Linked DNA regions of Mus musculus: region 1 is linked to region 2. A link is a loop called in an ENCODE intact Hi-C map of the cell type or tissue named here. Cell type or tissue: left cerebral cortex. All regions are shown on one strand.

Region 1 (8,000 bases), 800 kb before region 2:
TCAACTCTGGCTGGCTGGATCAACTCAGCTGTCTGGCTCAAACTCCTCTCCAAGCTGATTTACTCAACCTGGCTTTTCTCTCGGCCTCTGAATTGCATTGCTTTGCCTCAAACTAACTCTAGCAATCGTTCCTAATCTTCTGGTTCCTTCTCATTCTCTTGCTCGTTCTGTCTTTACCTGTATTTAGCTTGTTCTCTCTTTAATCTGTCTCTGTAAAAGTCTCCCAGTAAACTGCCTCTTCCCTCTCTGTGCTGCTCTACTCTCTCAACTCTCCTGTATTCCTGCACTGCCTCTCCCTTCAGTAGCTCCCCTTCCCTCTCTCTTGTGAGAGTTGGTCATCCTCTATTCTGTCAAATCTTTCTGTGATTCATCACTTTGTCTGCCACTCAATTAGACATCACTTTTTTTTTCTTTTTTTTTTTTTTTTTTGGTTTTTCAAGACAGGGTTTCTCTGTATAGACCTGGCTGTCCTGGAACTCACTTTGTAGACCAGGCTGGCCTCGAACTCAGAAATCTGCCTGCCTCCCGAGTGCTGGGACTAAAGGCGTGTGCCACCATGCCCGGCTAGACATCACTTTCAAACATGGGTGCTTCCTTCTACAAGCTAACTTTACCTTCATTGTTTGGGATTAAAAGCGAGTACTAAGGGTGTGTCTATATTCCAACCAGAAGGATTAAATGTGTGTCCTAAGGGCTGATCCACACCACAACTAGAAATAGGTTCAAATATCCTGTAACAACCCAGGTTATTAGGTATGCATGGCCAACCTGTTTACACATGGAACATCTCACGGGTCCTTTATGGCCTCTTAGAAATATAAGCTGTGTTTGTTCTGTGGTCTTGCCTGGAGCTAGACAGCTATGTAGTTTGAGACGTGAGCTTTCCATTCACGATCTGTCTCTCTTAGTGGTTTGTACGAGTTGTTAAAAAGAGTGGTGGACAGTAGCTCAGAGAAAACCATGCCATTGACTATAAACTGGAAAGTCAACTTCCATCCATAGAATTCTACAGGTTCAGGTTTAACCCAAGGCTTGTATTTAGCAGACACAGTTTGCCAGTCAAAAGTCAGTATTTGGGAGCCAAAAGTTGGTGGGATGGAGTCAGGTTTAGAAAATGGAGGGGCTATTGTCTTTAAAAGCTTTGAGGAGCTAAAGAAAAAGATTCCTATTTAGTAAAGCCAGTGAAGTAGCTTAGCAGGTTCCAAGAATAGAGGTGTGTTCGGCCACACCTTCTGGTCTGAGTTCATGGGACCTGCATGACAAAGGAGAACCAATTCCTGCAGATTTCCTCTGACTGCGTGGATGCAGTGGCAACACACACACACACACACACACACAAATAAAATAATGGAAGCCTGGATCTCAGATGGCAGAAGAAGAGAATAATCTCTTGATTGACTGTGCTCTGATCACCACATTTATGCCATGGTACATGTGAGCCCACACATAACAACACTCAAGGTCTCCCTTGGGTTTGACTCCTAGGACAGGTTTCCTGTTACATAAAAGGGCAAAGAGGCCCACATATGGGCACAGAAGGCAAATTATCAGTCATATTTGATGCTTCCAAGTCACTAAATTCAAGTCTGGCCTTGATGAGTACTTGACTCTTGAATATGAAACATCATAGCAAATTTCTAATATGTGATGTTGGTACACTAATGTTATAACCTAAAACTGCATGTTCTTCAAATCAACCAACCCAAACCATAATGTACCAGGGAAGACCTTGTTGGAATCAATATTCTTGGTATCACACACACCCCTACCCACTAGATCATAGCGAAAGTAATCCTGCAAAGCAACATATTATTATTATTATTATTAATTTTTCTTTTGGTAAAATGTGCCATAACTTACAGTGGCCTTGCAAGCACACTAGGGCGGGAAGTTCAGTTGTTATTCTAATACAGGTGATGACTGTGTCTCATCCTATTGGTAGAGTGCGACCTCAGACTCTGCCATGGTTGGATAGTTCCTAATAGATGCAAAGGAAGGAGGGAAGGAAGGGGTCCATAGCTCTTGTCGTCAGAATGGAAGGCCTTTGTGTAAACAGGTTTTCCAGATGATTAAAATACTTGAATAATTTTACAAGGTGGAGATTATTAGAGTATTGACTGTTGGTGTGCTAGCTACTGTTTATAGAAAAAAGTCCGTTTCTCACAACCTCTTGGGGTTAGGAGTAGTCTTAGGTTTGGAGTCTATCCAGATTTCAACAGAGGCAATACTGAGAGAAAAAAGCAGGCCGAGGAAGGCGGACTATTTTAATAGCCAGTGGAGCCTTTGTTTCTTGAAGGAAATCTGAAGTGAGTGAAAAAATTAGTTTTTCTGGAAAGATGACAGTAGGCTATCCTATAGACCTAGTAACTCGGAACAGATATGTATGTCTTGTTTTATGAGGATGAGCTTGAAAATTCATATTCCCTCCCCACTAATGGCCGGAGACTGAGCGCATCTGCGCGTCTACGTGCATCTATTTGTGTTACAGCTCCCACTGCGAGTACATTTCTACGGCTGAAGTCAGGTCTCGATTTGTTGCCATCTTGGTGTTGCATCTTAACTGGACTGCCCTCATGTCCTTATTTTTCTGCTTGCTTATTACATTAATAACAAGAGGAAATGCCAAAAAACCTCGAATTGGCTAAGGCTCGAGGCGTTAGGAACTTTCCCCCATGTTCCTGGCCGACTTATTCCGAGTGTGCCGGGTTGGGTTCCTCAGGTGATTCCCGTGCCACCAGTCCAGGTTCTGAAATTTAACACCCTGGCTGATTAGTCATTCAGAACAATGCTGAAACAACGATGCTATAAAATAAACATTGCGATGTTATAAAATAAACATTGCGTGGTTCAGAAAGGGCTTAGGCCTTTAACAAGGGCCCACAGTGGCAAGAACATGCATGAAAGCACCGTCTATATGAGCCAAAGCAGGGAGCAGCAGTAAGGTCAGCCAAGAGCACCTTGCCAGGCTGTGCCACGAGGCAGCCAGGGCTCCTCCTGAAGGACGACCTATCTGCCCGTTAACCTGGAGCCTCTAAGGTCCGCCAATGGCTTGAACTTGTCCCCTGTGGCCTACCATCAGCCCGGGTAGAGACGCAGTGCGACGCAGTGACGTCACGGGCCGGGACTCGGGGAAGTGACGCATCAGGGGTGGGAACTGCAGTCTTGCTAGTATGTCTGCGCTCACCCGTCTGGTACCTTTCGGCCGCGTCGGAGGCCGCCTGCTCCGGGGCTGCCGCGCGCGGGCGGCTGGAGACAGTGGAGTCCGTCAGTGAGTGTCGGGCGGGGGCGAGGGTTCGGCCGGCTTGAACAGGCAGCGCTGCCATCCGGACGCTGTCACCTTGAAGCAGTCGCCCGGGAGGGTGCGTGAAACTCCGCTGCCGCCCGAGGCATGCTGGGTCTTGTAGTTTTGCCTGGACCGAGACTGGCCTTTTAGTCGGCTTGGTGGGCTAGAGGTGAAGGGATGGCGCAGGGTTGCGGGAGAGAGGCGTTAACTAAGACCCGAGTGATAAGAATCCAGTCCCGCACAGTCTCCCGGACTGAGCCTTCCAAGCAGCTGGCTAGTGGAGGTCCCGAGCGCATGGAGACGGGTGGAGATGGGCTCAGAGACAAGACGGGTCCAGGCAGGGCAGACACGGAGACCTTGAGTCAGTAAGGTAGTATAGTCTGTTCTTTTCACCATTAGGTACATTTTTACGATTAAAATTTGGCACTTTTTTTGAGCCTCACTGTGTAGCCTCGACTGACCTGGAACTCATTAGTGATCCTCCTGTCTCTGCTTTCGGAGTGCTGGGATTAAAGGCGTGCGCCCCCAAGTCAGTGTTTAGATTTGGCACTTTAAATCCTAGATTGGATGCTGTGTCTTACTCATTTTGCCTTCTCTCCACCCGAGATTTGTAATACTTATAGCTTTATTTTGTTGTATTGATCTGTCTCTCAGTCTCTGTCTGTCTCTGTCTCTCTGTCTCTGTCTCTCTCTCGCTCGCATATAACCTGGCAGGTTTTGTCCACCGAGATTTCTTTTAAGATCTTCATACCGTTTTGGGGATGCTTCCCGTCCAGTTTCACTACTTAGCTTGGATTTCCCTTACCTCCAACGGGGGAAGAAGGGTTCCACTATTCATCTAAGTTCCCAGCCCTTGGTTTGGGTTTTTGGGCCACAAAAGGTCCAACCCAGCAATAGTTCAGGTGGAAACTTACCTGAAGTTTGGCTTCTGGTAACTAAGTTTCAGTTTCCTTCTCGTTGATTTATTATTACTTTTCGCCCTTTCATTATGGGGCTACAGCTTGATTCAGGAGTCTAATGATAGACCACTTGTCTTGGGTCTCTGAGTCGTCAGAGTGGGATCCCTGTGAATGCCAGCTTCAGTACTGGCTTCCCAGGCATTTGTGCTCAGTTACTGATACTTTTTTTTTTTTTTTTAAGATTTATTTATTTATTATATGAAAGTACATTGTAGCTGTCTTCAGACACTTCAGAAGAGGGAGTCAGATCTCGTGTACGGATGGTTGTGAGCCACCATGTGGTTGCTGGGATTTGAACTCTGGACCTTCGGAAGAGCAGTCGGGTGCTCTTACCCACTGAGCCATCTCACCAGCCCCCCAGTTACTGATACTTGAAAAAGGACCTTTTATTTATTTCATTTTAGCATCATGTTTATTTTAATTGGGAGACCCCTCAGGGTATCTAGATTGCCACAGTGCACTTAGTCTGGCTGAAGCATGACACACAAGTGTTTATTGAGATTTTGCCTTCCTCCTTTCCTCCCCCCACCCCTTTTGGGGACAGGGTTTCTCTGTGTACCCCTGACTACCCTGGAGCTCACTTTGTAGATCAGGCTGTCTTCAAACTCGCAGAGATCTGCCTGCCTCTGCTTCCAGAGTCCTGGGATTAAAGGTGTGTGCCACTATGGTCTGGCTGCACAGGTAGATCTTGGGTAATAACTGTTAAATACAGTTGGCAAACAAGGGAATTACAGAAGCGGCTCTGCTATGTTCTTTAAGTTGTGAAGCAATGACAGCTGACAGAATGGCTAAAAGGAACAGGTGAACATGCTGTGGGGAGGCCTTGTCAGAGGACCAGGAGTTTGAGGCCAGCCTGGCCTACACAGGGAGATCCTGTCTATAAAGGACTAGAGCATGGTGATGGCATTCCTTTAATCTCAGCGTGCAGGAGGCAGAGGCAGAAGGATGATGAGTCCCTGGCCAACTTGGGCTAAATAGTGAATTCAAGGACAGCCTGGGCCACATGGCGAGGTTGCCTCGTTAAAAATCACCTCTCACACCATCGATAACTAAGATCTCATTCAGAGCCTTCCAACTGGACATGCTATCAGCTGGGCAAACACTTACACAAAAATAGATCTTTATCACCAAGACAACTTTAGCTGGTTGGAATTTCAACGGAGGGTTATGGTTTGTGTCTGTGTGTGTATATGTGTGTGTGTCACTTGGGACCAAACCCCTGTTAGGCAAGTACTATATCATCGTGCTATACCCCAAGCACAAGAGTTAGGTCTTTAGTTAATAAAATGGAAAATAAAAACAAAATTATTTAATGTTATTCGCTTGTAGGCAACATTCTTGGGCTTTGTCATCAAAATGCTTATGATCACATTTGTAAAACTGTAAGTCAGCATCTGTCACATAAAGGTGTCTTATAAAGTTCAGACAACAGCCATAAAGTCCAGCGCGGTGCACGTGGTGAATACTGAAGAGCTAGCTAGCGATCTTTCAGAATGGGAGGGAATAATAGAAACAGTCCCAGCTGGTCAACAACCACCAGGGCTGAAGAGCTGGTTCAGTGGGTAAGAACGGGGGTGGGGTGGGGGGGCGGGGCGGGCAGAACTTGAGTTTGGATGCCAGCACCCAGAGGGAGAGCCAGGAGTTGCCATCTGCATATAACCCCAGTGCTGCAGGACACTGTCAAGAAGATCCTATCTCAAGGGGATGTAGTCCAGAGTGACTGAGCGAGACTCACTCTTCTGCTAGGACAAAAAGATAGGCAGAGGTTGGGGAAGAACCATAGGAAAATTGCTACTTAAAAATTCTACAGGAACTTTTAGTGCATTTTTTGCTATGCTGGACTGAAAATATGTAGAACATATTTTATATAGGCACACTCAAGATTTTTATATCTGGTTCATATGCATCAGCATATGGTTTGCTGCTGAATAGGTGATAGAAATACCTACATTAAGTATAAATTACCTCATTTACATTAGAGTCAACTTACACTTACCACAGTCCCAGTTGAAAGTGTAGCCCTTATGGAGTGTATGCCCCAGCTTGCCAACAAATGCCTGCATGACACCTAGCTGATTTTAGTCAGGCTTATTGTTGCAGCTTCTTTGCTTTTTTTTCAGAGGAATAAGAATTTTAAAAAAGATTTTCTCATTAACTTTCCTATATGATAGTCTTTAAAATTTCTTTTTTCTTCCACCTCCTGGGCTAAGGTCGAGCAGCCCAGGCTGACCTTGAACTCTGTGTAGCTGATGCTGAGCTGCCTCCTGCCTTTCCCCTCCAAATGCTGATTGCAGGTCTGTGCTCCAGGGCTTAGCTTCTGTGTGACAGTCTTTGGAGAAAGATTACACTAGGGCACAGGATCTATATTCTCTCAAGTACATAGAGAAAGTACATAGAACAAAAATAACTTTGATTTTCTTTTTCGGGGAGGGTAAGTTAATTACCTACTACTTCAGGCTCACAGTCCCTTATACAAAACTGTTGGGGTGGCACCCCATAACCATCACTAATATTCCTGGTGCAAAATGGTGACTATCTACGAAATGAAACCATACATTGGCCTCTGGTCAATTCAGCTACTTTTCCTGCTCCCCAAGTTTAAAGCAAGCTAAATGACAAGCCATTGTGTAAAGGAAGTGGGAGCCTGCCAATCTGTATTTTATGATGAGATGTGCTAGCTTCAGTTTTAAGGATGCTACAGAAAGCTGAGCTGATTTCTCTGAGTGGAGTAAGAAGCCGTTTCCCGGATTGCTTTGTCTTCCAGCGCTGGCGGTGGTGTACATATTCAGCCCCGGTACAGGGAGTTTCCCCAGCTTACCCGGTCCCAGGTGATCCAGGGTGAGTTCTTAAGCTCACTCATGTGGTTCTGGATTCTTTGGCGATTTTGGCATGACTCGGATGCTGTGCTGGTAAGTACAGGAGAACAGTTCTAGTCCCAATTTGAGAGCAGGAGAGGGGAGATGCATAGATAGCTTAGCTTGTGTTTGGAGATTTTTTTTTTTTTTCTGTCCAGATATATTCCTTTACCACCATATTGTCATATTACCTAGTGAGACTTGTCACTTTTGGACCTGTTTATATGTTGATGTACATTGTGGGGATCCGTGATTTGTGGTGTCCATTAGGTAGCCATGTGAGGAGGGGGGGATTAAAAGTAATTCTAGGATTGGTGTGCTACACTTATCTTCATTTGTGGGTCAAAACTTTTTTGGGGTAATACGTAGCCCAGGTTGTGCTCACTTTCCATATAGGTAGGTAGGACTGTCCCTTAACTCCCTGCCTTCTAAGCACTAGGCAGGCACCACCACAGCCAGCATTAAGTTCTTTTAAAATGCTTAACATCCAGAGGCCCAGAGCAACTAGATTTGGGTGTACTAGATAAAAGATAATCCGTCTTGAGAAAGGGAGTTATTGGTCACTTTCTGTTATTCTATTGCTTGTCACATTTATATAGACTCGTGTTTTCTAGGAAATTACATCCTTAAGACATTGAAATCTTTTGTTTTTTTCTTTGAGACAGGGTTTCTTTGTGTAGCCCTGGCTGTCCTGGAACTCACTTTGTAGACCAGGCTGGCCTCGAACTCAGAAATCTGCCTACCTCTGCCTGCCGACTGCTGGGATTAAAGTCGAGTGCCGCCACTGCCTGGCCAAGACATTGAGGTTGGTTGCTGGGCAATGAGTCTCCTGGGGTCCAATCCCCAGCACTAAAAGAAGCCAAAAAAGATGAAATTTCAAAATTGAAGTTTATGAATCTAGGA
Region 2 (8,000 bases):
TGTGACACTGCTTCTTATCTCTAGTCAGTTCTCTTTCCTTCACCACTCTGCCAGAGCAGATACAGTAAAATAGTCACATACTGTAGCTGTCATGTAATAGTTAAATATTTACTTATCATTAAAATAATATCTCCATAATAAGAAAACAGCTTTAGGATTGTGGAATTTCAGAAATTTAATGTCTCTTAAATAAGCATGTTTATTCTTTAGTAGCACAGTATATTAAATAGATTGAGTAAATAACTATTAATGCTTTAGTTTAAAGTAATATATAATCTTTATATTTACTAATGTGGCAAGATGCTCATCATATATTGCTGAGTGATTTTAAATGATTTTCATGAGATAGTTACTTCCATTGTTATTTTTAAAAAACTTGCCACCTATAATTGAGTTTTGTGAATAGCACAGGTAAAGGCTCCAATTTTATTTACTTATTCGAGTAGCCAATTAATCAGATCAGTTTATTGACTCTTTCCCCTAGAGATGGACAGATCATTGTGTGCTAGAAACTGAACTCAGCTCCTCGAGAGCAGCAACAAACACTCCTGAGCCGTCCCATCAGCCCCATGCTTTCTATAAATACTTGAGGGTGTTTATTAGGTTCCTCATAGAAGTTTTATACGGTTGCACTGTACACATACAACTTGAGGAAAAATGGCATTTCTATAGTATTGACCCTGTGGCATATCAACGTGATGTATCCCTTCCTTTACTGAGGGCTTCAATATCTCTCAAGGTGTTTTATGATTTTCTCTCTAGTATTTGTCTATTGCTAGGTATACTCATGGTTATCTTACTTTTGATACTATTATCAGTATAATCTCTTAAAACTTCATTTCTCTGACTGAAGAGACAGACATGTAATTGTGTGTGTTTGTGTGTGTGTGTGTGTATGTGTGTGTGTTGATGCTGAATCCGCATCTTAGTTAAATTCTTATTAATTATGTTTGCCTGTGAGTTATTTTAGGTTTGTTATAGGTTTTGCTATTATCAACAGCAAAAAGTGCCAGCCAGGAGTAATGCTAATGGGGGCCATTGCTTTGTTTTTAAATTTGATAGATTTTGGGGATACATTTTATTAGATGAGGAAGTTTCTCATAAGAAAAACTTTGCTAGGTTTGCCAAGAGTTTATTAACTAAATATCTTAGACATTAAATTCTATCAAGTATCTTTTCATCATCCATTAAGGCAATAGGATTCTCACTGAATCTGCCAATATGAGCTGGTCTTTGAATGCATGTGAGACTATTGGCCAAGATATAGAGCAAGCAATTACTTTACCTTCATATCTTAAACACTGAACAAAATCTGTGAAGTTACTATGGGCAAGAAATAAGTAGTATATGACAGTGGTCCCAGAGAGAAGGCACTCAGATAAGGTTGGCCTTGTTCCTGTCCTAGCTTCCTGCTTGAGAGGCCACAGCATAGACATGGACTTACCAGGAGTCCATGGTCTCTTCTGGGAAGGCATCTTTGAGAATTCAGGGGCATCTGGGCAATAAGAATTCAGAGCAAAATAAAAGAAAACTGCCTCGGAGTGAGCCAGGAATTGACAAGATCCACGGAGATCGGTTGGCTTTGTCTGTATCTTCACTGATATGTGTATGTGAGAAACTATCTGAGTTGAAGAAAGAACTCCTCCCAAGAAACAGGCTCAGTCCTGGGAAATTTACTCACATCACAGGACCAAACGTGTGTTCCCACAAGATAAAGGCGAAAATTGTTGTCAGGCCTGGGGTGTTGATACTTTAAAAAGCATTTTCTCCATATGGACAAAATTAGTCTGATTCCAGGCTTATATTTCCTCTACCAAAATCTGGAGGCTAATCCACAGACTCGACATTTCCAGGTAACCTAGCCGTGCCTCTAAACAAAGCTGAGGAAAGCTGTCAGCAGAGGATAACCATAGACCCAACTGGCCAGCTGCCTTCAAGCTAGGATGTTATTTTAATAAGTTAGAATCACACAGAATTCAATTTTCTGTGGACTTTAGTGGAACACAAACATGCTACCATATTATAGCACCCAGCAGAATCTAATGGCCATCAGAGAAACTTCACATAATTCTCTCTGGTTCTTAAAAGAAAATACATGTTGATGTCCATTCTCACTGGAGCATGGCTTTGCTGCCCACTGCAAGTTTAAACATGCCCGTTTCCTTTCCCTTATCTCCTGGGCATTAGAACTAGTCACTAGTTAGTTTTCAGCCTCTTCCTCACCTCTTCCAATGCCATCCTGGCATCTACTGAGCCTTCACTGCTCCTTCTCATTTCTCTGTAATGTCTTGTCCTGGCTCACTGCCTCCCTCTGCAGTTAGACCTGTCTCAATTCTTAGCACAGCAGGCAGTGACCCTATTACAAACAAGCCAGAACATTTCCCTCCTTAGAGCCTTCCACTGCCTCTCCATTTCACTCAACCTAAAAGACACCTTCCTTAAAGTGGTCTCCAGAGCCCTACCCATACAGATGCACTCTTCCCCACTATAGTCATCCATTTTTCTTTCCCCTACCACTCAGTCTGTACATTTCAGGGACAACCCTACCTAAAGTTCCCTTTGTATGTTTGGCTTGTCCCTAGAAATAGTGTTTTTTAAAGTATGATCTTTAGATTGGCAACATCAGATTACCAGGAAATGGTTTGAAATAAAAATTCTTAGCTTTACAACAGTCCTACTGAGCTAACTCTGAGAATGATAGCAGGTACTGTTTTTTAAATTAACTTTTAATCAACAAATACAGACAGAATCCTGATGTTAATCAACCCTCCAGGGATACCTGTTAAACAGTGAAAACTGCTTCCCCTGATAAGTGTGTTCCTTCCTTTCTGACCTCCTGGGCTTCTTTTGATCAGTCACCTTCTCACCTGGTCTCTCTTTAAAATATTAGTCATTGGGGCTGCAGAGATGGCTGCATAGCATACGAGCATTCTTACTCTTCCAGAGGACCCAGGTCTTCACCCAGAAGCTCACAGCCATCTAACTCTGACCTCCATGGATACCTGTGCTGCATGGACATACATGCAGGCAAAACATACTTCGCATAAAGTAAATAGAAATAAATCCTTTTTAAAAATTGTACTACCACCAGTGCAATCTCAGACTCCTTGTCTGTTTATGACACTTTGTAATATAGTCTGATGTACTTCTAGTATACCCGGTTTCTGTACATTCAGTAATATACTGCTTCATTTTTCTGTGCATTCCCTTCAGTGAAATGTAAGTTCTTTGTGGGCAAAATTCCTTCTGTGTTAACCCAAATATTCTGAGGGCTGATGAAATGTGGCTGACTCTTAGTAGGTAGTTGGATGAAATGTGAAATGTAGATTCTGAGCGGTCATTATGTCAGAACAATGTGTTTTGTAATTCCTAGTTGAGAGATACAGCTGTGCTTTAGTGGTACCTTTGAAACTCAGGCAGTGGCTCACAGAGGCTTGTGTATGCTCTCCTGGGCCTACAAGTTGTGAACTTCCCCAAGAAGGCCATACAGAAGTGTTGGGATTGCTTAACTGAAGGCTAGGCTGGTGCTGCTTGCTAATGACTAGCAGGAAACTGAGGAGGGGGACAGGATTCATGACTCTTTTCATAGCACTTTCTTCTGCATCAGGCTTTCAGAGCTTTGTATGGATAGAACCATCAAGTTTTGCAACCGTTATTGGGAAATAAGTAGGTTGCTATTGTCTGCTCCAGTTGCATTTAGAACATTTTAGAGAACCCAGACACCTGTGGGCGACAGCTTCATTAGCCCAATTTCCAAGTCTTAACATTCCCATTCTTAATCTTTCTAGAGCAAAGAGGATTTTATGAACATTTGCATTGAACCTGACACTGTCAGCAAAGGAGATTTCATAATCATAGGGTAAGTGCCTGGTCTGTAGGAAATGGGGCTTCATCAAGGAACTGGTGTCCTCAAACCTTTCTATCCAGAGTGTGCTGTCTGTCTAAGATGGAGACCTGCCAACGGCCTTGTCTGTCTGGGAATTCTGGCCTTCTTTTTTAGAATGGAGCTGGCATGTGTACTTTTGCCCTCTCTGCTCATTTTGGGAAGAACAGAACGTTAACAGTCTGCCTTTCCATTGAAATGAAAGAATTCGGTGTTTCAGGCCGTGCTAAGGACTATCTATAGTCTCAGGGAGCTTGATTGCCTCCTCACTGGCTCTGGAACTCTAAGGCAGTTGACTTGTCTGAGTCCTTTCTCATCTGTAAAATGGAAGGTTATCATCATGTCTACTACCTGAGGACTACTTGTCAGTCTCAAGGAGGCTTTTGACATTGAGTAGCACTTCCCGGCGACTTTTACTGCGCATGCTATTCACCTTGTTTTCCCATTCCCAGAACATCAAGGACAAACTTGAAAGGACACTGAATATCTACTTGGACATTTCCTAGGCTTCCCCTTTTCTAATACAGTAGACTCTTCCAAGTCCTGCCTGATTTGTTAACTCCTGCCTTGGCTGGAATTTCATTGGCTGAGTATTCTGTAAACTCTCCAGACATCCTCAAAGTATCTAAGGAGCTGTATGTTCGTTCCCATGCCAACCCGTAATCTGCTCAGCCTCCTTTGCTTTGTCCTGGTGCTCCCTCTTGTGCCCAATTTAGGGATTGGACATTGCTCCTGCAGCAACTGTGTCTCCATGGCTGCATCATTATCTATTCCAGCATTGGCTGCAGCACACTTTTCATTAGTCTGTGTTGTTCTCGCCTTTGATACAAATTCTTCAGATACTGAATGGTCCCTTCTGCAGCCTTTGATTACTCTCGCTGTATGGGAAAAGGAAGAAGGAAAAAAAGCCTGTCCCTTCCACAGTGTGCATAAATCGCACAGTATCTTAAGTGCGTCTAGCTAATGGGAGCAGCCATATTCAAATCTCCTTTATAAAACTGACACCCAAACCAAAAAAACCCACTGTATCAATTAATTAAATGGTATTATGTTCAGCATTCTTTAAGCAAGTTTCCCTTTGGTCCTTAAGAGAAGTAAATTTGTGCAATGCATGCATCCACTAAATATCTCAATGAAACCTGATGAAGCTGGTTCTGAAACTCTGATGACAAATTCATACATGAAAAAATTGCTACTTCAAAATAACAAAAGATTTTTTTTTGAGACAAAGTCTCTTATAGCCCATGCTTGCCTTTAACTCCCCAAGTAGCTCAGGCTGGATTTAAACTTCTCCCTCTATCCTTTTCTCTCTTTTTGTATTTACCATAATTAACTAAATGGAGTACATGTGTGTTGAGGTCTCGCATGTTTGTGTCTGATTGCTTTACTCCAAGGCTACTTAGCAAAGGTAAGTGTGCTAAGGAGGCTGTTATCTATGGAGAGTGATGAGAAAATAGCTAAGACTATTTATAAGGGTAAAAGCATTATCTACCCTAAAGCAGAATAAATTGCCCTTCATAAAGGATCACAAGGACCAAGGAACAGAACTTTGATGCTTTCCTCAAATGACTGAATTACATCTTAATTTTTACATTTGAGATGCACAACTAGATAGATAGATGTAGAACCATTTTAAAATTAAGAAAATTGAGAGAAACTTCATGGCAGCTTTATGCAGTTCTCACTCCACAGCAAGTCAGTCAGTCTCGTAGAATGTACCCCAACACTGGTTAGAATCCCAGGGAGACTTGTTCACTGAGCCCTGGTCTCCGCACTCTGCCTTTCTTGCCCTCATCGGTGGGCTTTTCTGAGGTCTATTGCAGTTGCCATCAAAGATTCCAACCTTGCTTTTTCTTATACTAATAGAAGTAAGAAGGTGAGAGACCCTGGCCTGCGTGCAGCTGGCACCGAGTGCCTCCAAGCCAGCCACTGTACTCTGGTTCTTCCTGAGGTAAGATGGACCACAAGCTGTTTTGAGTTGATTTGTCTTTTTCTCCATTTTCTTCCTCTTTCCATATTAACGCCTACCATTTAGGTCCCTTCTGTTTAACAACTCGTTATCAGGTCTGAGTTAAAGGAGACCAGAAAAGAAAGGCAAACGCTTCCATGCTACTGATTTGGAGCAGGCCTCTGAGGCTTAGCGTCTCTAGGCCAAGGTTCTCCCTCGAAGTGATCCTTAGGTCCCTAACCTTTGCTTCTTCATGCCAGGAATGCAGAAGATGTTTATGATAGTATTATCTGAAGAATCTTCCATTTGGTGGGTATCGGGTTTTATCTTTCCTGTAAAGTATGCTATAGAGTACCATTCTTAGAATAACAACTTTTGTAAATAGGAATAAAGAAGTGGCGGTACTTGAATTGAAGGTAACTTGACTGCTGCGGCCCCAGGTCAGATTTACTCAGGCCTCTAAAGAGTTATGGCCATGCTGTTGCTGTACTGCATTGAAACTGTAGGCAAATGCAAGGTGTTGACATGTGTGGCCAACATAATTTCATGGAGCAAATGCTGAATTGAATGAGCTATGGCAGGACTGCACAGGGTCTAATGATACTAGTGTTGGCACATCCAAGTCTGAAGACCCTGAGTCTCAGGGAATAATGAAAATGAATCAGTGGACACAAAGTACCTCTCAGGAGTATCAGCTGCTTTTGCTAAGGAGACTTATTGTCTCTGGCCCTATAATCAATTTATTTTTTCCATAGTGGATATCCTGATTATGTTCTTTGACAATTTCATGTATCTATAATATGTAAATGCTCTTGCCTTCTGATAAATGTTTTAAAATTCTAATATTATTCAAGCTCCAAAGTGTTTCTTGAGATAGAAGGTTTCAAAGGAAAACCCCTCTCTGTGGACTAGAGAGTTGATGCTTCCAGAACCAGTCAGGACTGAGAGGTTTTTGTTAGGCTGAGTCCTCTGCAGACGCTTCCTCATCCAGTAAGGTCCCAGTTGTGCTCAGTACTCGCCTCTCTCTAGGGAACTGAGGGCTCCTTCAGCATTGACAGCGAGGAGTACGAAGCCATGCCGGTGGAGGTCAAACTACTGCCCAGAAAGCTGCGGTTCTTCTGTGATCCGAGGAAGAGAGAGCAAATGCTGCCGAGCACATCCCAGTGAGCGACAGCGTGGCGGGCACTCCCAGGCTGCACTGCAAGCCACCAGTGGGACCACATGGGGGATGTGTGTGCTTCTGTCCCCAGAGGGTCACAGGATCCCAAGGGAATTTTCATGGCAAGTACCCCCAGCCCTCCTGTTTGCTTCCTAGAGCACATACCATGTCATGCACTTGTTTGTGGTCAGTACCCTGTTAACCCTCGCTTTCCTTATGTTGAGGTAGTTGATCCCTCTTACACAGTGGTTGTCTCAGGCTGGGTCTAGAACGTTCTTGTACTCCCTGAGTTGGGAAGGGCTGGAGTTTTGTGATTGTCCCACAGTGGAGAGTGGAATCTGTAGACCAAGTTCCTGTTTCGGTTCTCTGACCGTCCTGGGGCACCCCGGGGAGGCAGCTGCTGTCTCCGGGAGCCTCGCCCTCTTTCTGGGCTCTCTCATGGGTGCTGCTCCTTTGTGAGCTCTCTGCTTTGGTTGGTTGGTCTCATCCGGAAAGCAAATGTGAGGTTGTTCCCTCTTTAGCCATGGCAGACGTATTGTAAAATGCTATTTTAAAACAAACTAGTGCTTCCTCATTGTTAGTTTGCATGTGTACAACTGAGGCGCATGTTGAAAACTAACTGACCTGGGACCTACCCCCAGGTTGACTTTGTAACTCAACCTGGCAGGAAGCTAGGGTTCTTCATTTTTAAAAAACTGCTTCCCCAGGTGAATCAACCATACCGGGAGAAAGTGTTTTAAATCTACTTCATAAACTTAAATGTATTATATATATATATTTTTTAAAATCACATATTTGTGTTGACATCTATTGTTTCCATGGGAAGTTAAACACTTGTCAGTGTACTTACTAGTATTGTGTAAATATTGTTTAAAAATAAAAACTGTTTGATCATTCTTTTAAACATATCCAGTGTAATCTAAATGCACCCCTTATTTATAAAAATTAACTAGTAAACTAGAGTTTTACTATTTGAAATTTTTAAATTATTTTTTTTCTCCCTTGGGTAT

What was found. Hi-C counts contacts between places; a loop is a spot of excess contacts. Peaks named below come from ENCODE experiments on the same cell type or tissue, not always from the same donor. Only the 100,000 strongest peaks of a DNase experiment are listed, where the experiment ranks them.
Region 1: a loop joins it to region 2, with 3 times the contacts of the local background. A loop is called at or near these places in 3 of 42 quality-filtered maps.

What each region holds. Positions count from the first base shown.
Region 1 is chr6:39,589,445-39,597,444 of GRCm38, forward strand. It overlaps Ndufb2 (NADH:ubiquinone oxidoreductase subunit B2), which reads left to right and starts at 3,121. Exons shown (of 4, transcript NM_001358797.1): 1 at 3,121-3,268; 2 at 7,007-7,151. The coding sequence starts at 3,171. In left cerebral cortex, no CTCF peak of the experiment used is centred here; DNase peaks (open chromatin) are centred at 3,149, 3,339 and 7,006; H3K4me3 peaks cover 1,864 bases; H3K27ac peaks cover 1,503 bases.
Region 2 is chr6:40,388,865-40,396,864 of GRCm38, forward strand. Agk (acylglycerol kinase) reads left to right here. Exons shown (of 16, transcript NM_023538.2): 14 at 3,789-3,859; 15 at 5,750-5,834; 16 at 6,861-7,898. The coding sequence ends at 6,998. Among named protein-coding and RNA genes, the nearest start is that of Dennd11, 43 kb to the right of the region's middle. In left cerebral cortex, CTCF peaks have their summits at 2,310 (motif pointing left) and 4,590 (motif pointing left); DNase peaks (open chromatin) are centred at 2,290 and 4,550; H3K27ac peaks cover 361 bases.